4 separate regions of the Homo sapiens genome follow, and all the other regions are linked to region 3. A link is a loop called in an ENCODE intact Hi-C map of the cell type or tissue named here. Cell type or tissue: heart right ventricle. All regions are shown on one strand. Each heading gives the region's core, and the rest is flanking DNA. Links, peaks and the distances in the headings are about the cores only. Region 1 overlaps YIPF6 (Yip1 domain family member 6). Region 2 has its middle 49 kb from the start of STARD8. Region 3 overlaps STARD8 (StAR related lipid transfer domain containing 8). Region 4 holds the start of YIPF6 (Yip1 domain family member 6).

Region 1 (5,000 bases), core at 1-5,000, 200 kb after region 3:
ATCACGCATCTGAAAGACAGAAACAACTTGTTGTATTGTGATGACCAAGGTTGCCAGCAGCCTTACTTAATTTGCTAAAATTTCTTTCATTTCAATCTCCTGTGAACTCTTCACTGAATTTTGCAGATAATTCCAGTTCAACTCCTTCACTACACAAACAAACCAGAGAGGTAGGGTATGCTTTTTCTATTAACTTCTTAAGCCAACTTTTAACACCTTTCCACATCTGTTTTGATCTGTTCTGTTTTGATGTTGAAAAAATCCATAAAAAAGAAACACAGCCCTCCCAATAGGCTGCTTAAAGAAACTAAAACAATTGTACTATAAAAAGCTGCTCTACAAAACACAGTATGTGACATTCAGTTCATAGAAGATGAGGTTCCAAGGACCAATTAGCCTGCTCTCTAGCTACTACATTCTTTGCAATATATGAAATAAATTTTTAACATTCCCAATTTAATTGGTAAATGAATCCTAGATGCCAGATACAAAAAAAAAAAAAAAATCAAGAAACTGGAAGAAGGGTTCAGTAATACAAATACAACCTCTCAAAGCACCACTGAGCTAATTCTGTTTTAATTTTTTCACCTAGAATTTTACCCGTTATTAAACACTTTGTAAACATAATTTATAATAGTTGCTTAGCATCCCACCACAAAGATATAACATAATTTACCTAACCAATACCTCATCTGTGGTTCATTTATTTCTAGCTTTCCCCTATTACAAAGAATGCTATAATAAACATCTTTGTATATTGATACTTTAATGTTGAAAATTTTTGTTTTACATTTTAAAACTTTCCTTATACTACATTTGGAGAAGTATGATAATATATTGGTTTAAAAAGATTTGGACATTTTAAGACCTTTTTTTTGTTTTTTGAGATGGAGTCTTGCTCTGTCGCCCAGGCCAGAGTGCAGTGGTGCGATCTCGGCTCACTGCAACCTCAGCCTCCCGGAGACAAGCGATTCAGTCTCCCAAGCAGCTGGGATTTCAGGCATATGCCACCATGTCTGGCTAATCTTTGTATTTTTAGTAGAGATGGGGGTTTCACCATCTGGGCCAGGTTGGTCTCGAACTCCTGAGCTCAGGTGATCCGCCTGCCTTGGCCTCCCAAAGGGCTGAGATTACAGGCGCGAGCCACCGCACCTTGCTGTTTTAAGATTATTAATATGCATTATAACCAAACTGCTCTCCAAAAAGGCTGTACCAAATTAATCTCTAGGATAAAATATTAAACTTCAGTATATAAAATATATTCAAAATCAGTGAACCAAATGAAAATATTGCAAAGTACTATTAGTTACTTAGTCCCATGATACTGAACAGAAGTTCTCTCAACTAGTCTAACTTACGATGGTATTGCGAACAGATTCATTTAATGTGGAGCTGTCAAACTCCCGGATGCGAGATCTCATAGGAATGGTGATTTCTCCTTCTACGGGGATGTCTTGTGAGATGGATATATCTGAAAGGCCTGCAAACTGAGAAGAGTCAGGGGAAAAAAAGTAAGCCTGTAATAAACTGTAGCATTCCTCATATATATCATCATTTCCTAGAGAGTTGGGACCATGTATTTTGTAGGGTTTTACATAGGAAAGTAGGTGTTAGCTCAACAGACATTACACAATGCAGTTAACAATAATCCTCAAATTTATTTCTTTAAAGATTAAACATAATGAAAAAACTAAAGTAAATGTCATAGACACCTTCTTGCCCACCAACATTTAGCATAAAATCTTCACATGGCACAAGCTAGCAAGACTGAGATAATAATTGTAAAGTTATTAAAAAGTGACCTTTTAGCAATCACTGTCTTAGAATGGCCACGTTTCTGTTGCACTTCTGCTCCCTAACAGGCTCTAGTGGCCTCTGCTGGCTAAAAATGAGCATTACATGAACCATAAAGGCAAGTGCGGGAAACAGGGAAATAGCAAAATATACCTTGATTACAGTCTTTACAGGTTACCTGGCAATCACAGAGCAAATAAAATTTTCAAAGTGAATAAAGAATGTGAACTTTTAAATTCATAGTCATCTGCCAAATGTTATTACAACCGAAACTCAAATCTACAAATTCCTAAGAAAATAGAGGCAATGCCTTCTCATACAGTTTTTGGGCCAGTAGGCACAATTTTTAGTGGGCAACAGTTGCAGATAAAGGAAACACAAGACAGTATACTGAAATTTTAGAAAGAATGAGGATGTTCACATCCGTCAAATTTTATTACAACCAAAACTCAAATCTACAAATTCCTAAGAAAATAGAGGCAATGACTTCTCATACAGTTTTTGGCCCAGTAGGCACAATTTTTAATGGGCAACAGTTGCAGATAAATGAAATGCAGACAGTATACTGAAATTTTAGAAGGAATGAGGATGTTCAAAGAATTTGTAAAAGGCTGGGCATGGTGGCTCATGCCCGTAATCCCAGCACTTTGGGAGGCCGAGGCGGGCAGATCACCTGAGGTCGGGAGTTTGAGACCAGCCTGACCAACATGGAGAAATCCCATCTCTACTAAAAATACAAAATTAGCTGCGCGTGGTGGCGCATGCCTGTAATCCCAGCTACTCGGGAGGCTGAGGCAGGAGAATCGCTTGAACCCGGGAGGTGAAGGTTGCGGTGAGCCGAGATCACGCCATTGCACTCCAGCCTGGGCAACAAGAACAAAACTCCGTTATAATAAAATAAAATACAAAAAAATACAAAAAATAAACAAATAAATAAATAAATAAAATAAATAAAATATAAAATATAAAATAAAATAAAATAAAATAAAACAAAAACAATTTCTTAACCACACTCATATTTCTTAAATATAAGAAACATGCCATAGAATTTTTTTTTAAAGGTTTCTTATAGAGGAAAGAAAGGAATAGGATAGAGCAGACAGGGAGAGAAACTAGGCTTTTTTCAATATATGTTGTCCATATAAATGACTTGCAATCATATAAACACTTCACACAATTATTAAACAAAATTAAAATTTGAAGGAAGCAATCCCTGAAACTGAGAGAAAAAATTAAACCAATGAAACTACCATGTATTGAAATAAACACACAACCACAAAGATAGCACCTATTTCAAGTGACTATATAACACTGTAATTTGACTTCTGATTAAGATATAGGAAGCTGGAAAGACCATTCCCCAAGTAGAATAATGAGAAAAGGCTAGATACTTTACTGAATCATAACTTTCCCTGAATTCATCTGAGAACTGAGTTGTAGGGAGACCAAGTAGCCTGGATGAAATCTAAAGAAAGCCAGGTGCTTCCACGAAGAGACATCAGCACTGGCTCAACAGTAGCAAAGCATGAGGGGAAGACAATGCTGCACACCACACCACACAGATGGGTAAGAATTCAAATAAAATTTTAAATAAATTGCTAAAGTCCAAGTATGGATCAGCACAAGAGTACAGAATCCCTGGAAGCAATAGACGCAAGGGGAGTTCACACCCACTTACAGGCTCTTCTCTAGAAAAAAGCCCCTAGAGGAAAGAGCCTTAAAGCCACTTAGACAAAAACAAGTTGCCTTCAGAACACAGGTGACAACTCACTGAAGCTGGAGAAAGGGAAAAGGAAAAGCTCTCTACTACTAAGGGATGGACAGAAAACCATCCTGGGCCCAGACCATTAAGAGTTTCCTTCAGCTAGGAGGGGGACAGGATCACTAAGAAAGTGCTACCCAGGAGACCCAGGGACACATGGTCTGCCTAAGGCAGAGACTAGACTATGAAAACAAAGAATCCCCTTTCCCTGGCCCCTATCACCAGGCTAGCAAGTATGGAGTAATAAACAACAGCAGTCTACTGCTGGAGGAAGTGCTAGAGCTTAGAAAGAGACTCACCATGAGATGCAAGGGCAAAGACAGAAGCTGAGTACAGAACATGAACATTAATAAAAACATTGGGGCTGGGTGCAGTGGCTCATGCCTGTAACCCCAACTCTGGGTAGCTGAGGTAGGAGAATCGCTTGATGCTAGGAGTTTGAGACTAGTCTGGGTAACACAGTGAGACCCCCATCTCTACAAAAAATGTTTTTAAAAAATTAGTTGGGCATGGTGGCATGCAACTAACTGTGGTCCCAGCTACTGAGGAGGCTAAAGTGGGAGGATCACTTGAGCCCAGGAGGTCAAGGCTGCAGTAAGATATGATCACGCCATTGCAATCCAGCCTGGGCAACAGAGTGAGATGCTGTCTCAAAAAAAAAAAAACAACAACAAAAAACAAAACACTGGGACAACATAGCACCCCCACCCCTAAACTCAAGGTAACAACAGAGGAATCTGAAGCTGGTGATGCACTGAAGGTAACCATAGCAACAACAACAACAACAAAACAAACAAAGCTCAACCCTGACTAGACTGACTTAACCCCTACTGACTGACAACTCAGCAGCAGAGATGTGCCACTTCTAGCAGTGTGTACATGATGTCCAGCGTTCAATATCAATAACAAATTATCTCCCCCATACTCACATGAAAAAACAACCCACTATGAGACAAAGCAATTAACAAAACCAGGCTCTGAGATGACCAAGATGTTAGAATTATCAGAAAAGAAATTTAAGATTACTATGTTTAATATGCAAAAGGCTCTAGTAGAAAAGGTACATGCATGAATGATGATGAATTTCTGCAAAGAGATGGAAACTGTAAGAATCAGATGGCAATGCTAGAAATACATGAACATAGTAACAGATAAAGAATGCCTTTGCCAGCCTTATCAGTTACCTCAATACCAAAGAAAGAATTCAGAGCTAGGTCAGTCAAAATTATGCAAACTAAAACAAAAGGAGAAGAGTAAAAGAAGAAAAGAAAAAAGAATAGAGTATCTAGGAACTATGGGAAAACATTAAATGGTCTTATTATGTAAATAATTGGAATCCCAGAAGAATAGAAAGATAATGGCTCTGAAGAGATATAGGCTAACCGCAGTGGCTGATGCCTGTAATCCTAGCACTTTGGGAGGCCAAGGCAGACAGATTGCTTGA
Region 2 (7,822 bases), core at 1,160-6,159, 110 kb after region 3:
AGACAGGGACATTTAAATGTGAAGAGATTATTGCTATCTTTTGTTTGTCTGTGCCCTGCCCCCAGAGGTGGAGCCTAGAGAGGCAGGCAGGCCTCCTTGAGCTGTGGTGGGCTCCACCCAGTTCAAGCTTCCTGGCTGCTTTGTTTACCTACTGAATCCTGGGCAGTGGCGGGTGCTCTTCCCCCCGCCTCGCTGCCACCTTGCAGTTTGATCTCAGACTGCTGTGCTAGCAATGAGCAAGGCTCTGTGGCCGTAGGACCCTCCTAGCCAGGTGCGGGATGTAATCTCCTGGTGTGCCGTTCATTAAGCCCTTTGGAAAAGCGCAGTATTAGGGTGGGAGTGACCCGATTTTCCAGGTGCCATCTCTGACACCTTTCTTTGACTAGGAAAGGGAATTCCCCCACCCCCTGGGCTTCCCGGGTGAGGCGATGCCTAGCCATGCTTTGGCTCATGCACGGTGCGCTGCACCCACTGTCTGGCACTCCCCAGTGAGATCAACCCAGTACCTCAGTTGGAAATGCAGAAATCATTTGTCTTCTGCATCGCTCACTCTGGGAGCTGTAGACTGGAGCTGTTCCTATTCAGCCATCTTGGCTCCACCCCTGTGTCCTATTTTTTTTTTTAACTTTTTAAAAGATGGGGTCTTGCTGTGTTGTTTGGGCTGATCTGAAACTCCTGGCCTCAAGTGATCCTCCTGCCTCAGCCTCCCAAAAAGTGCAGGGATTACAGGCATGACTGCTGTGCCTGGTCTGTCTTATGGAGAGTTTTGAGCCTCGTTTCTTCTCTTTCTCTCTTCTTTTGTGTTTTGTTGACTTTTTGTAGTACATGCTTTGATTCTTTTCTCATTCTTTTCTATATCTTCTATAGTTACTTTTTTTGTGGTTACCATGGGACTTACCTAAGATATCTTATAGTTATAACAATATATTTTAAACTGATAATATCTTAAATTCAGTCACATATAAAAGCTGTACCTTTTTACTTATCCCCCCACACTTTCTGATATTAATGTCACAAATTACATCTTTTTATATTTTGTAGTTAATTCTTATACTTTTATCTTTTAACATCTATACCAGAACTAAAAGTGATTTCTGCATCACCATAGCAATATCACAGTAATATGTATTTGTCTAAATATTTACCTTTAACAGAGAGCTTTATACTTTCATACGGTTTCACCTTGCTATTTACCATCCTTTCATTTCACCTTTAAGGATTCCCTTTAGCATTTCTTCTAAGGCAAATCTAGTTGTAATGAGCTCCCTCCATCTTTTGTTTATCTGGGAAAGTCTTTCCTTCCCCTTCATTTTTGAAAGACAGCTATGCCAAATGTATTTTGTTGGCAGTATTTTTCTCTCAGCACTTTGAAAATATATCCCACTTTCTTCTGGCCTACTAGGTTTATGCTGAAAAATTTACTGATGGTTTCACGAGGACTCCCTTGTATATGATGAGTCACTTTGCACCTGCTGCTTGGAAAACTCTCTTATCTTTGACTTTTCACAATTCAATCACAATTTGTCTTGTGGACTCCATTGGTTTCATCCTATTTGGAGTCCTTTGGGATCCTTGACTATGGATGTCCATTATCTTTCCCAAGTTTTGGAAGTTTTTGTCTGTTATATCTTCAAACAGGCTTTCTCCACCTTTCTCTCTCTTCTCCTTCTGCAATTCCTATTGTGTATATTGGTCTGCTTGATGGTGTCTCGTAAGTCTCTTAGGCTTTGTTCTTCACTCTTTTTCTTTTTTCTTTTTCTTTTTTTCTTGAGACAGGGTCTCACATTGTCACCCAGGCTGGAGTGCAGTGGTGTGAACATGGCTCACTTCAGCCTCAATCTCCTGGGCTCAAGCAATCCTCCTGCTTCAGTCCCCCAAGTAGCTGGGACTACAGGCATGTGCCACCAAACTCTGCTAATTTTCATTTTGTACAAAAAGTACAAAATTTTTGTACAGGGTTTTACCATCTTGCCCAGGCTGGTCTCAAACTCCTGAACCCAAGTGATCCTCCTGCCTCAGCCTCCCAAAGTACTGGGATTACAGGTGTGAGCCACTATTCTTGGTCTCTTTTTTTTTCCTTTCTTCCTCTGACTGGATAATTTCAAGGGGCTTGTCTGTGAGTCCATTGATTCTTCTGCTTGGTCAAGTCTCCTGTTGAAATTCTTTAGTGAATTTTTCAATTCAGTTATTATATTATTCAGCAGCAAAAAAAATCTGTTTTATTCTTTTTTTATATGTTCTATTTTTTGGTGATATTTTCATTTTGTTTATGCATAGTTTTCCTGAGTTCACTGAGCACCTTTGTAACAGCTATTTTGAATTCTTGGTCAGGTTGTTCATTTATCTTAATTTACTTTTTTCAATTTTATAACTTTATTTGATGTTTTTGATGATCAGTGATGTAGTTCTCATCCACATTGACTGTCTGTAGATTTTCGAAAGTGGTAACAGGTACATAGGTAACCAAAGTATAGAGCTTGTTTGGTGAATCTTCATCCTCATTACATTTTCTAGACAACCGCACATGGGTAGGGTATGGGACATTCCTTATTCCTTTGGCCCAGACAGCTTTGTTGAACCTGGTGTCAATGCGCACATCTGGAGTTCCCATCTCCTTCATGGCAAATTTCCGAATCTCTTTGAGTGCCCGAGGGGCACGCTTCTTGAAGCCCACTGCATGGATGCGCTTGTGAATGTTGATGGTGTACCCTCGGGTCACCATCTTGTTGATGGCAGAACGGCCCTTTTTCTTCTTGTCATCCTTCTTTGCGGGAGCCATTCTGCTGGGTCTAAGTTGGAAAGGAAGCTATCTTAATTTCTTTAGAGTTGGTTTCTGGAGATTTATTTTGTTCCTTTAATTGGGTTATATTACCCTCTTTTGTTGTGTGGCTTATAAATTGGTGCTGTTTTCTGTGCATTTGAAAAAAATAGCTATCTCTACTGGTCTTTACACTCTGGCTTTGTATGGAAAAAGACCTTTATCAATCAATCTGGCTAGAGACTCTGGGGGTCTCTCAAATATTTTCTGTGGATATATCTTCTCTGAATTTTTGTATGTAAATTACCAACCTGAGGAATATTCTGGTTTATTTTTAGGGGCTCATAATCTTTTGCTTCCCCTAGCGTCTGTGTGTGGTACTGCAGATTCTCTGGAGCTGCCACAAAGCATCCAATTCTTTTTTGTTCTCAGTGGTCCCCACATTTCTAGAAAAATGTATGCTGGATTATGTCAGTGCTTTGAGTTGGTGAGACAGTAAACAGTCCCTCAGGCAGCCTCCTGAAAATCTTGAACATTAAACACATGCATCACTCCACTTGCTCTTCCATTTACCCATGAAGGAAAGGCCACTGAGTTGAATCAGCCTCTGTCTGCTGTACCATGGGTCCTTTAGAGCAGCAGCCAGACACCCTCCTCTCTTTTGTTCTCAGATGCCCCCAGGTGTCTAGAATATTTTGCATTCAGTCAACATTCTGAGACAGGCAAGATAGAAACCAGTTCCTCATACAGCCCCTGAAAAAGCTGGAATGTTTGACACACCCACCAACTCTTTACCTTTCCATGGAGAAGCCAGGAATTGGAAGTTTTCTCCCACTGGTTCCACTCTGCACCAGGGAGAGAGAACATGGTGAGGGGGTGCATGCTAATGTTAACCATCACCTTTGTCTGAACATTGGATATATGATTCAGCCTTCTGTTTTCCCCTCCATAGAGAAGCCAGAAGCTGGGAGTTCTCTTCTGATTATTCCATGCTGAGCCAGGGGAAGGAACAGGGTGAGCTAGTGCCCCAGACTTTCTAACTGACTTTGATGCAGCTGATGTCATGCTCACGTGGGTTGCAGGAGCTTCTTAAATGGTTTCTGTATTTCTCATAAAGAATTGTTGTTGAATTGATGTCTCTGTGCAAGAAAGGACAGTCCAGGGCTTCCTTTTCCACTCTCTTCCTAATGTCACTTCCTCTGGAATTGTTTGCTAAATTTCATTTTGATTGTTCATTGCTAGTGTATAGAAATACAACTAATTTTTATATTGATTTAGTATTTGCAACTTTGCTGAACTTAGTTGTTAGCTATTATAGGGGTGTGTGTGGGGGTGTGTGTGTGTGTGTATCCTTTATCAATTTTCTGTGTAAGATTATGCCATCTGCAAATAGAGATAGCTTTACCTCTTTCTTTCTAATCTGGATACTATTTAGTTCTTTTTCTTGCCTAGGAAATCTCCATTACAATGTTGAATAGAAGTTGAACAGGAGTGATGAAAGTGGACAACCTCATCTAGTTCCTGAACATGGGGGTAAGCACTCAGGCTTTTACTATTAGGTATCATGTTACCTATGTGTTTTTTGTTTTGTTTTGTTTTGTTTTCAGACACTCGTATCTGGCTGGCAAACTTATCTTCTATTCCTAGTTTGTTGAGGGTTTGTATCATTAATGGCTGTTGGATTTAATCAAATGCTTTTTCAGTGTCTATTGAGATGGTCATGTGGGTTTTATCCCTTATTCTATTAATATGGTGTATTGTGTTGATTCATGCTTATATGTTGAATCAGCCTTGCGTTTCTGGTATAAACTGCACTTGGTCTTGCTGTTTATTTCTTTTTATATGCTTCTTAATTCATTTTGGCATATAGTGCTTTTAACATGTTGTTGTATTCAGTTGGCTAAAAATTTTATCGAGTATTTTTGCATCAATATTCAAAGAATATTGGTCTGAAGTACTTTTCTGGTGATTGCTCTTGTCTGACTTTGTTATAGAGATAATACTGGCCTCCTACAATGAGTTAAGAATTTGATTTTTTTTATTACTGACACAATATCTATGCTTGTTCTAATTCTATTCAAATTTTCTACTTCTTTTTGACTCATTTTCGGTAGCTTATGTGTTTCTAGAAATTTATCTAATTTCTTGGCATATGTATTAGTCCAGGTTCTCCAAAGAAACACAAGCACTGGGATATATAATGAGATTTCTTATAAGGAATTGTCTCACATAATTATGGAGGTTGAGAAATTCTACAATCAGCTATTTATAAGCAAGAGATCGAGGAAAGCTGGATTTGTGTAAATTTGGTGTTACTCTTTTATTTCTTTTTAAAATTTTTTTATTTTTAATTTTTGTGGGTGGATAGTGGGTGTATATATTTATGGTGTATTTGAGATATTTTGGTACGGACATGCAATGTGTAACAATCACACCATGAAAATGGTGTATCCATCACCTCAAGCATTTATCCTTTGTGTTACACACAATCCAATTATAGTCATAGTTATTTTAAAATGTACAATTAAATTATTGACTATAGTCACCTGCTGTGCTATCAAATACTAGGTCTTATTCATTCTTTTTAACTATTTTTTTTTTTACCCATTAACCATTCCCACCTCCCCCAAAACCCCCGACTACTCTCCCCAGCCTCTGGTAACCATCCCTCTGTTCTCTATGTCCATGAGTTCAATTGTTTTGATTTTTAGATCTCACAAATAAGTGAGGACATGCAATGTTTCTCTTTCTGTGCCTGGCTTATTTCACTTAGCGTAATAACCTACAGTTCCATCAATGTTGTTGCAAATGTCTAGATGTCATTCATTTTTATGGCTGAATGGTACTCCATTGTGTATAAGTAGCACATTTCCTTTCTTCATCTGTTGGTGAACACTTAGGTTGCTTCCAAATGTTGGCTATCGTGAACACTGCTGCAACAAATATGGGAGGGCAGATATCCTTCAATATACTCATTTCCTTTCTATTGGGCATATACCCAGCAATGGGATTGCTGGATCGTACGGTAGTTCTCTTTTCAGTTTTTTGAGGAACCTCCAAACTTCTCCATAGTGGTTTTACTAATTTACATTCCTGCCAACAGTGTACAAGGGTTCATTCTTCTCACATCCTTGTCAGCATTTGTTATTGCCTGTCTTTTGGATAAAAGTCATTTCAACTGAGGTGATGATGAAACATCTGATTGATGATGATATCTTGTTGTAGTTTTAATTTGCATTTCCTTAATGATCAATGATGTAGAGCACCTTTATATATGTCTGTTTGCCATTTGTAGGTCTTCTTTTGAAAAATGTCTATCCAAACCTTTTGTCCAGTTTTTAATCGTATTATTGGGTTTTTTCCTATAGAGTTGTTTGAACACGTCTATATTCTGATTATTAATCCTTTATCAGATACATAGTTTGCAGATATTTTCTCCCATTCTGTGGGTTGTCTCTTCACTTTGTTGATGGTTTCCTTTGCTGTGCAGAAGCTTTTTAACTTGATGTGACCCCATTTTTCCATTTTTACTTTGATTGCCTGTGCTTATGGGGTATTACTCAACAAATTCTTGTCCAGACCAATGTTGTGAAGAGTTTCTCCAATGTTTTCCTCTAGTAGTTTTATGTTTTGAGGTCTTTAATCCATTTTGATTTGATTTTTGTATGTGGTGAGAGGTGGGACTCTAATTTCATTCTTCTGCAAATGGATATCCAGTTTTCCCAGCACCATTTATTGAAGAGATTGTCTTTTCCCCAATGTACGTTCTTGGGACCTTTGTCAAAAACGAGTTCACTGTAGGTGTGTGGATTTATTTCTGGGTTCTTTATTCTGTTCCATTGGCCTATGTGTCTTTTTTAACGCCAGTACTATGCTGTTTGGGTTACTTATAACTCTGTAGTATAATTTGAAGTCAGGTTCCTCCAATTCTGTTCTTCTTGCTCAAGATAGCTTTGGCTATCTGGGTCTTTTGTGGTTCCATATAAATTTTGTGATTGTTTTTTGCATGTCTGTGAAGAATATCATTGGCATTTTAAAAGGGATTGCATTGAATCTGTAGATTGCTTTGGGTAGAAGGGACATTTTAACAATATTGATTCTTCCAATCCACGAACATAGAATATCTTTCCATTTTTGGGTGACCTCTTCAGTTTCTTTCATTTGTGTTTTATAGTTTTCATTGTAGAGATATTTTACTTCTTTGGTTAAGTTATTCCTAGATATTTTATTTTATTGTGGCTATTGTAAATGGGATTAATTTTTAAAATTTCTTTTCAGATTGTTCACTGTTGTCATATAGAAATGCTACTGAATTTTAAGCCAAGCCTGGTGGCTCATGCCTGTAATCGCAGCAGTTTGGGAGGCTGAGACAGGCGGGTCTTTTGAGGCCAGGAGTTCCAGACCAGCTTGACCAACACGGCGAAACCTGGTCTCTACTAAAAATACAAAAATTAGCTGGGTGTGGTGGCCCACGCCTGTAGTCCCAGCTATTGGGAGGCCGAGGCATGAGAATCTCTTTAACCTGGGAGGCAGAGGTTGCAATGAGCCATGATCATGCCACTGTACTCAAGCCTGGGTGACAGAGCAATACTCTGTCTCAAAAAAAAAAAAAAAAAAGGAAAGAAAGAAATAGAGAAAGAAAGAAGAAAGAAAAGAAAAGAAAAGGAATGCTACTGATTTCTGCATGTTGATTTTGTATATTGCAACTTTGCTAAGTTTGTTTATCAGTTTTAATAGTTTTCTTGTTGAGTCTTTCAGTTTTTCCAAATATAAGATCATATCATCTGCAAACAGATCATTTGACTTCTTCCTTTCCAATTCAGATGCCCTTTCATTCCTTGTCTTGATTGATTGCTCTAGCTAAGACTTCCAGTACCATGTTGAGTAACCGTGGTGAAAGTGGGCATCCTTGTCATTTTCCAGACCTTACAGGAAAGGCTTTCCATTTCTCCCCATTCAGTAAGATATTAGGTGTCATATGTTAGTCTGTCATACATGGCTTTTATTATGTTGAGGTATGTTCTTTCGATTCCCAGTTTTCTGAGGAATTTTATCATGAAGGAA
Region 3 (7,822 bases), core at 1,377-6,376:
AATAAAGGAGGGTGCCCAGGGAGTTCAGGGAAAGGTCTGGGAGAGGCCTAGAGGGCTGAGCTGGACCCAAAGAACTCTGTCAGTCAGTAAGGCAGGTCCATGGGAGATAGCAGGCCCAAGACCCCGGGTGGCTGCCAAGAGCCCAACACGGGCTCCCCCATTCCCCTTTGAATCCTGGGCTGCTCAGGCAGGGAAACTTCTCCTTGGCCCAAGGTGAACTTGGGGGAGTAGGGTGGGAGCAAGGACAGAAGGGACAGGACAGCACAGTAGCCAAACAATACCTTGCATCCCCCTGTGGCCCAGAGCACACTCCCTGGGACTTAGGGAGGGGAGAGGGGAAAGAAAGGAGTTGGGGGAATGGAAGAGAGAATCTGAGAAGTCTCACAGCTCTCTACCTTACTGGTGAAGCAAGCCCATTTGTTCCTTTACTCATTCAACTAATGAGTATCCAATTGAGCATTTACTTTGTGCCAGACACTTGAGCAAACCATACAGCATACAACAGTGAACACAACAAAAACGGTTCCTGCCTTCTTGGAGTTTACACTCTTAAAGGAAAAAGATAAGCAACAGTACTTAAAACCAAGATGGTGCAGTCATGGAAGACATCAGCCAGCATGATAGTGTAAAGGGAGGCTGGTAGGGGTGGAGGCTGCTTGTAGAGAGGTGGTCAGCAGAGAGCTTTCTGAAAGCAGTGACATCCGAGCTGAGTCCTGAAAGATGAGAAGCAGCCAGCTGTGCAAGGAAACTGCAGAGAGAGTTCCAGGCAGGAGGAACATCAGCATCAAGGCTCTGAAGAGGGAAAGAGCTTGGTGTGAGCAAGTGTAGAGAGGAGCCCTGTGAACAAAGGTAAGAGTAATCAATGGAAGTTGGAGAATGCAGTCTGACAGGCCAGAGCAGAGTGTCTGTGTGTATTACATTCTGAGTGTGCTGGGAGGCCATCGGAGGGTTTGGAGCAGGAGTGACAGTCAGACCTATGGCCAAAAAGAGCCCTCCAGCTGCAGTGTAGAGATGAGAGTGCAAGAGCACAGGAAGCTGCTGCACTAGCCCAGGTGAGCTGTGACACTGGGTCACACCAGGCTGTGGCAGTGGAGGTAGTAAGCAGTGGATTGATTCAAGATACGTTCTGGAGGGAAAAAGGTCTTGCTGAAGGGTTAGAGATAGGAGATGGGAACAAGGAGGAATTAAATTAAGGATGACTCCTGGGTATGGGGCTTGAGCAAGTGGGTAAATGGTGGTACCATCATGAGTTGGTTTCAGACCTGTTTAATCCGAGACACCAATCAGACATCTGAGTAGAGAGATTGAATTGGCAGCTGTGAATATATGAATCTGGAGCTTGGGGATGAGGTCTGGACATTTGGAAGTCATCAGAATATGGATAGTACTTAGACAAAGATCTCATGAGAAAGAAATGTTGAGAGAGAAGAGGGCCCCGGACAGAGCCCTGGGATATCCTAAACTTTAGATATCAGTTAGAGGAAGCAGAGTCAGCTAAGGAGACAGAACCCAGCCAGAGAGGCAGCCAGGAAAGGGGGGCATTCCAGAAGCCGAAGGAAGGAGTGGCCAGTGGCACCGAATGCTGCTGAGAGATGGAGCAAGATGAGGACTGGGAAGTGACCACTGAGTGTGACCACATGGAGGTCACTGGTGAATTGACCAGGCAAGTTGACCAGGCGAGGTGGAGGTGAAGCCAGGGTGCAGTAGGGGTGTGGGGAGAAAAGGGGAAGGGAAACAGCAAGTGCGAAGAACTCTAGAAAAACCCGAAAGAGAAATGAAGGAAAACAGAGAAATGAGGCCATCACTGTGGGGCAAGTGAGGCCAAGCCTGGGCCACCAGGGTGTACAACTCCAGGCGGCATTCTTCACACCGTGTGTACCTACATGGCATCCTCAGGATTGGTACCACGTGATGACCCTGGTCAAGACAAGGTACTTTAAAGGCATGGGCAACAGCAGAGCTTGTGGCAGTTGTGAGAGCAATCCCTTAGAGATGATGCAGGAGAGAAAGGTGCAACTGCAGGAGCAAAGTCCCTGAAAAAAATCGGAGCAGGGCCAGGAGACACTGCTTGTGTGTAGTTGGAAAGAGAATCTGACTTGCCCCATCTAACAGATGAAAAACTGAGGGCTAGGGGAAGTATGGGAGGGTAAACAGTTGAGTGGCCTTACCTTCAAAAAGCTGCACATACTGAGGGAATCCTGTTGCTTGAAGCCACTCACATGCTCTTTTGGCCTCGGCTTCTAAAACAGAACAAGGGAAAGAAACAGGCAAAGAAATGGGGTTAGGAGGGTGCTGACACCAGGGCCCTAGGTGCATGCTGCCCAACCCCAGCAGGCAGACATGTCTCATTCTGGTGATCTAGCAATGGCAAGAGAAGGCCAGAGGTCCTAGCACATTTGCTCCAAGTCATAGCCAGCCAGGAGGCCCTCTGCTCCCCAAGCCCTACTGTCTGGGCATCCTGGCCCTGGCTTTCTTGAGTCTCATTCCCTGCCTGTTCCAAACCCCTCCCACTCTCCCACCCCCTGCCCAGGAACCAGGATCATCTGGGGTCAAGGAGGCCTGCTGGGATAAGAAGCCACAGCTGTGTCCACCCCCGAGCCTTTCTGAGGGACTCACCCCCTTCCAAGGCCCTGGGTAGACCACCTTAGCCCAGGCAGGAAGTAGAAATGTTCAACCATTCCTATCATTCTCTTTCTCATCATCGCATCTAACATTCTTCAGCACTTTGACAGCCAACTCTCATTTCACACACACAATAACTGGTGATGGCTTTGCTATCCCCATTTTACAGACAAACAAACAGGCTCAGCCTATGGTCTCACAGTGGACAAAGCAGCAGTGCCAGGGTTGGAATCCCAGCTGAGTCTGACAGCAGCACCCCCATGCTCATTATAGTCCTCCCTCCTCAGGGAGCTTCCCAGTACTGCCCCAGCCCTCTTGGCCTATTTGTGTCATAGTGCAGTGCTGAGTGTCATGAAGACACAGTACTGGCCTGTCGGGGTCTTGGGGGGCCATGGCTAGGTCAGCCTGTCGCCTCTGCTCTGGGAGTTCTGGCACAGAGCTGAGCACCCCTGCCAGCACCAGCAGAGATGTGCAGCTGGACTAAAGCCACAGAGGAGGCGCTCCTAGTCAGGGTAGGCCAAATACCAGCAGCAAAGCCCTGCACCTGCCTGGGCGGTTATTTGCTTCCCACCCAGGTGATGCCAAGATGAATGGGGCTGGGACCATGGGACCTGGCATCACCGGGTTGGTTGGGGAAGTCAGCTGGCTTCAGCAGAGCTGATCCTGCCATGGAGTCCTGCCCCCAACACATCCTCCATTTCCTCAGCACCTGTGGCCACAGTCTCGCCTGGCCCCCCTGACCAGAGGACTCTAAGGAGGCTGGTGAGGTTTTTCCAAGACAGGAAGAGCTCTCTCTTCCCAGTGCTCACTCACAAGGAAACCCAGGATGAAATCCTAGTGGCTGGGACAGATAAGATGAAGGACAAAACAGTATTTCAGAGATGCTAGGTGAGTAGACAGTGGAGGGAAGAGTGGGGGAAGTCAGAAGTCAGTCAGAAAAAGTAATGGGCTCCTCAAGGGTCACACACTGATGAGGATTTGAGGGAAAGAAGAGAGGGCTCTGCAGCCCCTGGAGCCCCTGCAGGTTTTGGGGGCAAATGGGGGTAAGGGCAAGGATGAACATCTCTGCATTTCTGTGAGTGAATGCAACAGGTCAGTGCCCACCACAGCATCTGTCTCTACATGTAGCTGTAGCCAAATCTGCTCATGTCCATGACTCATGAGGATCACTGTGGGACCATGCACCTGTATATACCCACAGGCACCTCAGTCTGTGCATGCATCTGCCTCTCTTTCTCTCTCTGTCTCTCTGTCTCTCTCTCTCTCTCGTCTCTTTCTCTCCGTGTGTGTGTGTGTGTGTGTGTGTGTGCATGCATACATGTATGTTTTATGTTACTGCAACTTCCTAACCTAAGATAGAGATCTAGGAATCGCCAGGACCTCTGAGGGGTCCCTGGAAAGTGTCTGACAGAGCCCTGCTAGCAGTACCTCCACCTGTCTGGCAGGGGGCAATGCAAGCCTGAAAAAGGATCCTGTGCTCCAGGCCAGTGGTAGTCTAGGTGATGTAAGACCAGTCCAAAGGGAGCTGCCCAGGGAGCCTGTGAGGAACATGGTTCTGCTGCTAGGACAGCTGAGCTGGCTGCCACAGCCACTTCCCTGTCCCTGTTCCTGTCATGCCCCTGGGATGAGACCCTTTCCCCATCTTAGCACGCATCCTGGCAGCCAGCTCTGCTTTCCTGTTATTAGGACAAAAGGGAGGTGCCAGAAAATGGACCAGGTTAGGACTTCCAGAGAGGCAGGCGCAGGAGCAGACAGTGGCCCCTAAAGGGTCACAAGTATGGCCACCCCAGGAAAGGGAGCAAATCTCTAGGGTAGGCCTGCATGCCAGGAACACACCCTTAAAATCCCACTGCAGCCCTCAGTTACTCATGGCTAATGGAGAGGGTAGGAGAGGCACCTCCCTCCCCTGATGCTAGGCATTGGCCCTAGCTGGGGGTTGGCAGAAGGGGACCATCTCACTCAGGTCAATGCCAAGTTCTTTCATGACTACCTAGAGCCCTGTAGCCCCTTGCTACTCAAAGTGTAGTCCCAGACTAGCAGCATCAACATCACCTGGGAGCTTGTTAGAAATGCAGAATCCCAAGCCCCACACCCAGAACCACTATATTTAAGAAGACCCTTGGGCAAACACATTAAAGTTTGAAAAGTCTTGGTCTAAATCACATTGCTCAGTGATTCTCACCCCTGGATGCACATAAGAATCAGCTAGGAAGTGTTATTTTAAAAAATACCAGTGCCCAGGGCCCCTTCCCCAGAAGGCTGGCTTAATTGATCTGCGGTAGGACTCTCCACATTGGTATTTTTTAAAAGTTACAGTATAAGGCCTACTGAGGCCCAAGAGACTTTTCCAAGGTCATACAGGGTAAAGTGTCACAGCTGAGACTATAACCCTGATCTTTTCACTCCATGTTCAGTGCTCTTTGCCATTGCATTATGCCACCTGCCCTCATGCCAGCCAAGCAAGGAGCTCAGACTCAAAGGAACCAACCCCAGCCCCCCAGGCTGTTTTCCTGCTCCTTCTGGTCTAGTGGAGTCACAACCCAGGGTTCAAATCCTGATGCTGTCAGTCACTAGCTCTTTGACTTTGGGCGAGTTGTATAACCTCTCCAGGTTTCTGTTTCCTTCTTGGTAAAATAGGAGCCATGGCATCCACATCTTTTTTCTATTTTTATTTTATTTTTCATGTTTATGGGTTTTTTTTTTCTTTTTGAGACAGGGTTTCACTCTGTCAACCAAGCTGGAGTGCAGTGGCGCTATCACAGCTCACTGCAGGCTCAAACTCCTGGGTTTGTGTGATCCTCCCATCTCAGCCTCCTGAGTAGCTAGGACTACAATAGCATCCACCACACCACACCTGGTTAATTTTCTTTTTATTTTTTGTAGAGACAGGGTCTTACTATATTGCCCAGGCTGATATCCATCTCCTGGCCTCCAGTGATCCTCCTGTCTCCCTGTCTCAGCCTCCCAAAGTGCTAGGATTACAGGTGTGAGCCACCACACCCAGCCAGCATCCACATCTTATAGCTACTGAGAGCATTAAATAAAATACTACAGAAAGTAAAAGCCCCTGGCACATAATACCAAGCACTCAACAAATGTGTTCCACCCCAACTCTGACTCTGAAGGGTCCCAAAGAAAAAGAGGAAATTAGAGAAAGAAGCCCAGCTGCTGCGTTCCCCTGTGGGTCCGGACAATGGCTTTGCCCAGACCACTGTCAGAATTGCAGCCAAATGGCTGGGGGAAGTGAGGTAAGGAGCCTTCAAAGAGGCTGCAATTGCTCCAAAGACAAAGGAGCAAAGGAGTTTGGAGTAGGGCTACAGACTGAATTCCCCACCAGCCCTCCTTAACAGGAATCTAGAGAATGTAATGGGTTATTACCAAACAGGATGTCAGGGACATTGGCTCCCCACAATACACCATCTCATGGAGGGCTGGGAGGCCCCGAGGCTCCCTCCCAGATGGATCAGTCAGAGACATATGTCTTGGTGATTAAAGGCTGAACTGAGGTGCTCTGCCTTGTCCCTCCCACTCGTCTCAGCCTACCCAGGCTGAGGCCAGGAGCGACCCCACCCCCACCCCCAGTAGACTCGATTCACCTGGGGCTGAAGCCCAGGTGGCCCGGACTGAGGATGGGCTTATGTATCTGGTGGGGAGAGTGACAACGGGCAGGCTGAGGTGAGTGAGGTAGGAATGTCTGTGGCCCCTTGCCCTACCTCTGTATCCAGATATGCAGATTCCAAGGCATGGCTGCCAGCAGTTTTAAAGGCTATATTCTGCAGGCAGTGCATGCTCTGGCCAAAGCTTAGGTGATGTGCCAGGATAGGTCAGTAACAGCAGTCAGCTGGCACAAACTGGATTCCACTGAGACTTAAGCCCCTGGGGGAGGGGCCCAGATGACCCAGGCTGGGAGAGTCAGGGGAGAGGGCATACTAGAAAGCTCCAGAGTCCAATCAGGCCTCAGAGCCAAACCCACAGGTCTCCTGGAGGGAGCATCAAAGAAGGAAAGGCTGAGCAGCAGCACATGCTTTCTGAGGTCAATGACAGTATCTGCACCTACATTTACACAGGCCACGTCCCAGAGACAGCACAGAGCAGTTTTCTATGCTGAGAAGGATGCAACCAGGAAAAAAGCAGGCCTTCTGGTCTTGAGAAACACTCAAGCATAGGGCTTATGCACCCAGGAAAGAGGCAGCAACATTTCTCACTGGGAGATGCAATAATGCCCAAAGATGATCACTAAGTTGGAAAAAAAGCTTTTTTCTAATCAAGCCAGCTTCCATGCTTGCCACTAAGTCATCTGAGACAACTCGTGTCATTCTCTAAGCTTTGGTTTCCAAATTTATACAGTGGAGACTAACGACTTTCCTGTCTACCACTGTGGTTACCTTATAGATTTGATCGGGCTTTTGCTGGTTTTGAAAGTGGCTATATAAAAGTTATCATTAATGAAGGCTATTTTTGTTAAGATGAGCTGAATTTTGTACCCATCTAGTCTTTAAGACACAGTTCAGATTGTGTACCAGTTGAAAAGAGGTGAGAGAAGAGAGCCAGGAGGAAGAGAGAAGGCAACAGGCATCTAATCTAGACTACAGGAAGTAAGGCCTCAGCCAGCCAGTATCACCAACCCCACTCTTGGGCTGGGTACCCCCTCTTCACACCACTACTAGGCAACCCTAGTCCTTGTACCTTCTGGTCACTCAGTGGGTTATAAGAGAGCTGCCCGGTCCTGGGTTCAGCCTGCTCATGCCTACCCATAAAGACAGTATCAGGCATGGGGACCAGGCGGGAAGATACAGGACTCAAGACAAGCAATGGATGGATGTCACAGGGACATAGATGAAAGCATCCTTTATTACTGCTGGAGCTCTTGGGTGTCCCGTCCCATTCCTCCCTCACCTCTCAAATCTGGCTGCACATTAAAATCTCCTGGGGAGCTTTTACTAATGGGCCCCACCCATGACTAGTTAAATTAAACTCTCTGGGGATAGGGTTCATTTTTGTTTGTTTGTTTTTGAGAGCTCTCCCGGTTCTTCTAAAGTACAGCCTGAGATAAAGACCACCGCCCTAAACAGAAAAGGCCTGCTAGAAAGCCACAGATATAGGTCCCTGGAAAATTCTACCCAGAGACCAGTCACAGGCCTGTTCTATTCATAGGCCCACGTTCTCTCTAGACCTGAGTGCAGGAGCAGGGAGAGTGACC
Region 4 (7,818 bases), core at 1-5,000, 210 kb after region 3:
CTTATCCCTAAAACTTAAGACTGGTAGCACCATAGAGGCAGGCCCTTTGCATTCCCTACAGCAACTAGCACAGTGCATTACTCATTGTGGGAGTTCACTAAACATTTGTTGAATGGAAGCGGATTGCATATTGAGTAATGAGTGATCAGAACCACTGAAGTTAACTGGGGAAAGCTTCACAGAAGAGGGGTGGAGAAGTTTAAATGAAAGAAACTAAAAACTACTAAGCACCTATGACAATGTCACAGTAGGCACAATGTATATATTATCTCATTTAGTACTCTCACTAATTCAGTGATGTGTTCCTATCACCATTTTCCAAAGGAGGAAACTGGGGTTCAGCCTGATTTTACTCAAGGTCACGATAGAACTTAACACAACTCACTCTTATTGCCATATCCCCAGTGCCTAAAGGAGTGCCTGGAACATAGTAGCGGATGCTCAATAAATATTTGTTGAGTGAGTGAAGAGGTGAACAAATGGAGCTAGTAAGCAGCAGAGCTAGGACTAGAATTAAGTTCACTGATCTCCCAGCTCAGTTCACTATGTTAAGTTGCTAATTCAAAACAGAGGAAAGGGGGCCAGGCACGGTGGCTCACACCTGTGTCCCAGCACTTTGGGAGGCCGAGGCGGGCAGATCACCTGACGTCAGGAGTTCGAGACTAGCCTGGCCAACGTGGTGAAAGCCCGTCTCTACAAAAATACAAAAATTAGCTGGACGTAGTGGCAGGCGCCTGTAATCCCAGCTACTCAGGAGGCTGAGGCAGGAGAATCACTTAAACCCCAGAGGTGGAGGTTGCAGTGAGCTGAGATTGTGCCATTGTGCTCCAACCTGGGTGACAAGAGCAAAACTCCGTCTCAAAAAAAGAAAAAGAAAAAAAAAGAGGAAAGGGAAGAACCATTTACTGAGCAACTACTATATAACTAAACACATTGAGAAGAGGGACAGGAGCAGAATATTGACCTCATTATACTCCTCAGTTCATGGTACTGATAGTATTAGACACGTTACATAAATTATGCCATTTGATCTTTCTAAAAACTGTTTTGAGGCAGGTATTTTTATCTCCATTTTACAGATGAAGAAACACCCTCCCTAAAATGACTTGCCGAAACTCACAAAGTGGGTGGATTCCATCCCAAGTAAAGTTTAACTCCAAAGCCTGTGTTCTTAAAATACTTGTCCACACTTTGGGCTTGCAGTGGAAATTCTATCCCTTGCAGAGACAGGAGCAAGAGAGTATAGTGAAGATGGCCGGGCACAGTGGCTCACGCCTGTAATCCCAACACTTTGGAAGGCCGAGGCAGGAGGATAGCTTGAGCCCAGGAATTCGAGACCAGCCTGGGCAACATGGTAAAACCCCGTCTCTACAAAAAAATACTAAAAATTAGCCTGGTGTGGTGACACGCACCTGTGGTCCTAGCTACTAGGGAGGCTGAGGTGGGAGGATCACGTGAGCCTGGGAGGCAGAGGTTGCAGTGAGCAGAGACCGCGCCACTGCCCTCCAGCCTGGGTGACAGAGTGAGACCTTGTCTCGATTTTTAAAAAAGTAAAAAATAAGAAAGGAGAACAAGTATGGTGAAGAGAATGGCAAGGAGCTGCGACAGGGGTTAAACCTGGCCTACTGGGGTCACTGAACAAGTCAATACTAAAGTTATAAGCAACAAAACGTTAATGTCCCACGGGAAGCAATCTCTCATTATTCCTTCAACAAAGGCTGGTGACAGGTTTTGATAAAATGAGGGGACAGCAGAAGAAAAGATAACTTAAGAAATCACCTAAAGTTCGCCATTTAACACAATGTAGGGGACGATGACGAGACCTGGGAGGATGGGAAAGGAAAGATCGGAGTTTCACAAAAAGACCTGGAAGGAACCACGAGGGCAGGGGGCAAAGCGGTTAGCGCAAAGAACAGGTGCAGTGTTGGGACTGGTTCTGGCATCGGGTACAAGAAGGGCCTGCCGGGCGGAAGGAGCTCCGGCTCTCAGGCCACGAGCCCGTCCCCCGACTTCTTTAGGGGGCACTCTGCCTCACCCTCGGTCCCTTTTGTCGCAGATCCCAAGCTCACCAGGGGCCTGGGCGATGCTGTCCCCGGGTCTCCTGGAGACTCCTCCGCTTCCGCCATCTTGGCCCTCCTTCTCCCGGGTCGCTCCCACAGGTCTTTGCGGAACCTGCGACGTGGAGGCCACTGCCGGTCAGCGCGTCATCGCGTGACGGCCGCGTCACCTAATGGCGCCTGGCAATGGCCGGCGGCCCCGGCCCTTCGCTGTCCCTCGGTCCTCGGGGTGTCAGGGACAGCTCCGCGTCGCCTTGTCTCGCTTCTTCGGGGCCACGGGTCCAGCTAGACACGCTTAGCCTTTAACACTCAAGCCGGATTCTCAGACCGCTCCTTCGCTCTCGCGACCACGGCTGCCCTCTCCACCCCACCGACTCCCGCCCATTTCCCGTTCTCAGGAGTTGGCTTGGAGTGCCAGACCCTCGATCACGGCACCTCTAGGAAAGAGCCTGCCTCTCTTCCTTCCCTTCCCCGGCTACCGAGCGACTTCAAGTTTTCGTGCGCCGGAATGACGGGCTCAAGCCCCAACCTCCTGCTCCCTCCGCCGCCGCCCCTGCCCCTCTGACTCTGCGCCTCTCCTGCTGCTCGCAAGCCTCTTCCCACTTCCTTGACTTTTATAAACCTCTCTACTGCCTCCACGCCGACCCTCCAGGATTACTTTTCTCCAGCACCTCTGGCGGTGGGCAGGGAAGAAGCTTCATTGGCCAAACTTGTTAATCCCACTTCAAAAGTTGCTAAACCATTTGGAGCAAGTACTGAAAATGTTCAGGGTCTAAAAGAGAGTAACTATTGTGACAATAACTTAAAAGATAATCTTCATGTCCCAACCTGTTTTCCTTATCTCATCCTTTTGGGCTTTCAAGGTATTTCTGGTCCCAGTTTACGTTGGCCCCAGGCTAAAATGTAGTCAGACAGGGCAGCCATTGTTGACAGCATCAGCATCCAGGATACCTGGGTGCCCTTTGGTGGTGTTAAGCATTTAACCAACAAGGCAGGGGATGGCTGTGAAATAAAAGTGTTTTATATTTTTGGATAGGCAATCCAAGTAGTAAATTTAAGGAGGAAGAATGTGGAATGTGGAGGGACAAAATTCCAAACGAATGGAGGTGTTTTTTTTTTTTTTTTTTGGTGTTTGTTGTTTTGTTTTGTTTACGATAATTCCCCTTCAGACCAAGCACAATTTTAGTACTTGCACAAATACTGGTGGAAGTGATATTAAAATTTAAGCCAGTAGACATGAAATCTTTTTGCAATTGCAAGGGAATATCATGTACAAATGTCCCAACCCCAGCCTGAGCTTCTCACCTCATCCTCCCACCCCATGATTACCAGATCACTACCTCCCGTCCCACTTCCCTGAGGCCATTGATAACGTCTGCTATTTCCTTGCCAACCTCCAAAATTAGCTATTTCTCCCTAGCCACAAGCCCCTCGCTTCTACCCCTTCTAACCTCATCTATTGGCCCTCTTGGCCACTTATTTCAAGGTAGCCTTGGTGATAGGTTAAGAGGAGGACAGGCCGGCCGGGCGCGGTGGCTCACGCCTGTAATCCCAGCACTTTGGGAGGCCGAGGCGGGCGGATCAAGAGGTCAGGAGATCGAGACCATCCTGGCTAACACGGTGAAACCCCGTCTCTACTAAAAATACAAAAAATTAGCTGGGCGTGGTGGCGGGCGCCTGTAGTCCCAGCTACTCGGAGGGTGAGGCAGGAGAATGGCATGAACCCGGAAGGCGGAGCTTGCAGTGAGCCGAGATCGCGCCACTGCACTCCAGCCTGGGCGAAAGAGCGAGACTCCGTCTTAAAAAAAAAAAAAAAAGAGGACGGGCCATAGGACAATTGAGGCAGGCAGTGCTCAGGTTAGTTGGGCATTATTTCAGACTACCAATGCCTGTTCTCCCCATTTAACTAATAGGGTACTGGTTGGGTGTGAGACAATATGCTTTGTAGAAAGAAAATCAGGAAGGAAGGTTGTGAAGGAAGGGGCTGCACAGGAACAAGCTCCCAAAACTAGGAATTATTCTATGTTTTTAGTTGCAAGTGTATCTCAAAAAATTGCCAGACTAACTCAGAGTTCTTTAATACACCTACAGTCATTACTGTTTGCCAGATCATGGATATTTACAATACAGCAGGACTTGCATGACTTGTCCAAAGTTACTTAGAACCTTTGTAAGTGGTAGAAGTGGAATTAATATTTAAGTCAATAGGTATGAAGAACTTTGTTGGCTAATCTGTATTTCAGGACACTATAACATACAACTCTATGAAAATAACCAGGAAATATTAAGGAAATAATTTCCCAGAAAAATGATCAGAATTGACTCAAAACAAAGTGGGGAATTTCATTAAAACAAAATTTTGAAAGGAAAAATTTAAAACACATGTTAAAAGCTGGCTGGGCGCGGTGGCTCACGCCTGTAATCTTAGCACTTTGGGAGACCGAGGTGGGCAGATTGCCTGAACTCAGGAGTTCGAGACCAGCCTGGGCAACATGGCAAAACCCCGTCTCTACTAAAAATACAAAAATTAGCCTGGTGTGGTGGTGCGTGCCTGTAGTCCCAGATACTCGAGAGGCTGAGACACGAGAATCTCTTGAATTCTGGAGGAGGAGATTGCAGTGAGCCGAGATCACGCTACTGCACTCCAGCCTGGGTGACAGAGCAAGAATCCATCTCCACAAAAATAAATAAATAAATAAATAAATACATAAAAAGTAAGATGAAGACAGTTTGTATGGTATGCTATCAACTGAGTAAAAATGTAAGGGCAATGGATAGATATCCATACATTGTACTTGAATATTCACAGACTGTGTCCGGAAGGCTACACAAAAAGCCGGTAACTGGTTGCCTGTGGGGAGAGAAACTGGCAATAGGGGTGGATTGACTTGCAAGTGAAGACTATTCATTGTATGTGAAGCAGTTTGAAATTTTAAACATATACATGTATTAGTTTTTTAAAAGTTGCCAAATATCTCCCCTCTTCTCCTACCCTCAAAGTGCTGGGCCCAGATGGTTTCATAGGCTATTCATTCAAGCCTTCACAGAGCACATAATTCCTACACTATATAAATTGTTCAAGAGAGAAGAAAAGGCAAAGTTTACAAATTTATTCCAGGGACCTAGCATAAACATGGTACCACACCTGAAAAAGATAGTACTAAAAAGAAAACTGTGTCATCTTGCATGTAAATATATATCTACAGGCCAGGCATGGTTAGATTATGGCTCACACCTATAATCCCAGCACTTTGGGAATCCAAGAGAGGAGTTCGAGATTAGCCTGGGCAACATAGGTTAATAGGATGTTAATAAACATAGGGTCTCCTGTCTCTACAAAAAAATAAAAATAAAAATTTGCTGAGAGGCCAGGTGCGGTGGCTCATGCCTGTAATCCCAGCACTTTGGGAGGCCGAGGCAGGCAGATCGCCTGAGCTCAGGAGTATGAGACCAGCCTGGGCAACAGGTGAAACCCTGTCTCTACTAAAATACCAAAAAAAAAAAAAAAAATTAGCCGGGCATGCCGGGGTGCGCCATGTAGTCCCAGCTATTCGGGAGGCTGAGGCAGAAGAATTGCTTGAACCCAGGAGGCGGAGGTTGCAGTGACCCGAGATCATGCCACTGCACTCCAGCCTGGTGACAGAGCGAGACTCCATCTCTCAAACAAACAAACAAAAAAAAATTAGCCAAGAGTGGTGGCACACACCTGTGGTCTCAGCTACTTGGGAGGCTGAGGTGGGAGGATCACTTGAACCAGGGAGGCAAGGCTGCAATAAGCTATAGTCATGCCACTGCACTCCAGCCTGGGCAACAGAGCAAGACCCTGTCTCAAAAAAAAACTTAAAAAAAAAATATATATATACACACACACACACATACATACATACACACAAACACCTTAAACAAACTGTTAGCAAATAAAATCTGACAACTTAATATGACAAAGAATATCTGTCTCAAACGAAAACCAACATCATGATATACCTGGTATTCCCATTAAATCCAGGAACAAGGCAAGAATACCTTTTATCCCCACTGTTATTTAGCACTGTTCTGGAAGTGCCTGAAAATGTCTTTAGATTCTTCCTCCTCTTGGGACAAAGGCCAGCTCCATTCTCCCTGAGGCCATTGGTCCCACTGAATACTCTCACCCATTAACACTAGCTTAAACCTCAGTCTCCAACACACAAGCAACCGTACAGCCCTACAAAACTCCACATGTGTTTCCCACTTTCAGCATTTTCTTTTCTTGGCACTTGCCTTTTCCAAAGTATAGCACTTCTCTGTATAAGTATAGCATTTCTCTGTGCACTTAACCCTTCCTAGTGTAACCATAGCTTCTCTTCAATCTCAAAAAATTACTGACAGATCCTTCCCTAACCTCTCTATTTACCTCTACCTCTTTCCCTTCTCCATTCCTGCCTTGGCCCAACCCAATTCCCTACCCTTACCCCATTCCCTAGTCCTTTCTCACTTCACTGAAGATTTCCCTAACCAATCTCCCTAACCTCCTACCATGTACCTCATCTCTGGGCTTTCTCAGCACCCTGACTAAAGATTGCGTCGCCACTGGGCTAGGAGGAGGTTAGGTTATAAAGTGATTGGGGATGCAGTCAGTATTCAGGTTCCCTGGGTGCCTTTTCAGCTAACAAACAGGGTAGGAGATAATTACGAGATGAAGCAGAGTGCCCTATATTTTTGGATTAGGCAATTCACAAAAACTCCAAAGTACCTCTAAAGGTAAAACAATGTGAAACATATAAACAAATTCACAGAATAGGAATTGCCATAATATTTTTTTCTTTTTCTTTTTTTTTCTTTTATTTATTTATTTATTTTATTGTACTTAAGTTCTAGGGTACATGTGCACAACGTGCAGGTTTGTTACATATGTATACATGTGCCATGTTGGTGTACTACACCCACTAACTCGTCATTTACATTAGGTATACCTCCTAATGCTATCCCTCCCTACTACCCCCACCCCACAACAGACCCCAGTGTGTGATGTTCCCCTTCCTGTGTCCAAGTGTTCTCATTTTTCAATTCCCACCTATGAGTGAGAACATGCAGTGTTTGGTCTTTTGTCCTTGTGATAGTTTGCTGAGAATGATGGTTTCCAGCTTCATCCATGTCCCTACAAAGGACATGAACTCATCATTTTTTATGGCTGCATAGTATTCCATGGTGTATATGTGCCACATTTTCTTAATCCAATCTATCATTGATGGATATTTGGGTTGGTTCCAAGTCTTTGCTATTGTGAATAGTGCCGCGAAAAACATATGCTGCATGTGTCTTTATAGCAGCATGATTTATAATCCTTTGGGTATATACCCAGTAATGGGATGGCTGGGTCAAGTGGTATTTCTAGTCCTAGATCCTTGAGGAATCACCACACTGTCTTCCACAATGGTTGAACTCTTTTTTTTCTTGAGATGGAGTCTCGATCTGTCACCCAGGCTGGAGTGCAATGGCACAATCTCAGCCACTGCAACTTCTGCCACCCGAGCTCAAGCGATTCTCCTGTCTCAGCCTCCTGAGTAGCTGGGATTACAGACACCCACCACCACACCCAGCTGATTTTTGTATTTTTAGTAGAGATGGAGTTTCCCCATGTTGGCCAGGCTGGTCTCGAACTCCTGACCTTAGGTGATCCACCTGCCTCAACCTCCCAAAGTGCTGGGATTACAGGCGTGAGCCACCACACCAGGCCTATTTTTTCAATTACAAGTATATCTAGCAACATTTGTCATTGTGT

Evidence for each region. A loop is a pair of places that touch in the nucleus more often than their neighbours do. Peaks named below come from ENCODE experiments on the same cell type or tissue, not always from the same donor. Only the 100,000 strongest peaks of a DNase experiment are listed, where the experiment ranks them.
Region 1: it touches region 3 in a loop (12-fold over the local background); 63 of 110 quality-filtered maps call a loop at or near these places.
Region 2: it touches region 3 in a loop (4-fold over the local background); 14 of 110 quality-filtered maps call a loop at or near these places.
Region 4: it touches region 3 in a loop (2.9-fold over the local background); 64 of 110 quality-filtered maps call a loop at or near these places.

The regions. Positions count from the first base shown.
Region 1 is chrX:68,508,336-68,513,335 of GRCh38, reverse strand. YIPF6 (Yip1 domain family member 6) reads right to left here. Exons shown (of 7, transcript NM_173834.4): 2 at 1,359-1,487; 3 at 1-9. Among named protein-coding and RNA genes, the nearest start is that of YIPF6, 12 kb to the right of the region's middle. In heart right ventricle, for the core only: CTCF peaks have their summits at 1,685 and 1,884 (motif pointing left); no DNase peak of the experiment used is centred there.
Region 2 is chrX:68,595,056-68,602,877 of GRCh38, reverse strand. It overlaps the pseudogene RPL31P63. Among named protein-coding and RNA genes, the nearest start is that of STARD8, 49 kb to the left of the region's middle. In heart right ventricle, for the core only: a CTCF peak has its summit at 3,124; no DNase peak of the experiment used is centred there.
Region 3 is chrX:68,707,332-68,715,153 of GRCh38, reverse strand. It overlaps STARD8 (StAR related lipid transfer domain containing 8), which reads right to left. Exons shown (of 15, transcript NM_001142503.3): 3 at 2,169-2,240. Among named protein-coding and RNA genes, the nearest start is that of STARD8, 64 kb to the right of the region's middle. In heart right ventricle, for the core only: a CTCF peak has its summit at 4,058; no DNase peak of the experiment used is centred there; H3K27ac peaks cover 1,522 bases.
Region 4 is chrX:68,493,375-68,501,192 of GRCh38, reverse strand. It overlaps YIPF6 (Yip1 domain family member 6), which reads right to left and starts at 2,142. Exons shown (of 7, transcript NM_173834.4): 1 at 2,070-2,142. The coding sequence starts at 2,126. RefSeq lists enhancers at 2,024-2,503, 2,302-2,976. In heart right ventricle, for the core only: no CTCF peak of the experiment used is centred there; a DNase peak (open chromatin) is centred at 2,172; H3K4me3 peaks cover 2,127 bases; H3K27ac peaks cover 1,567 bases.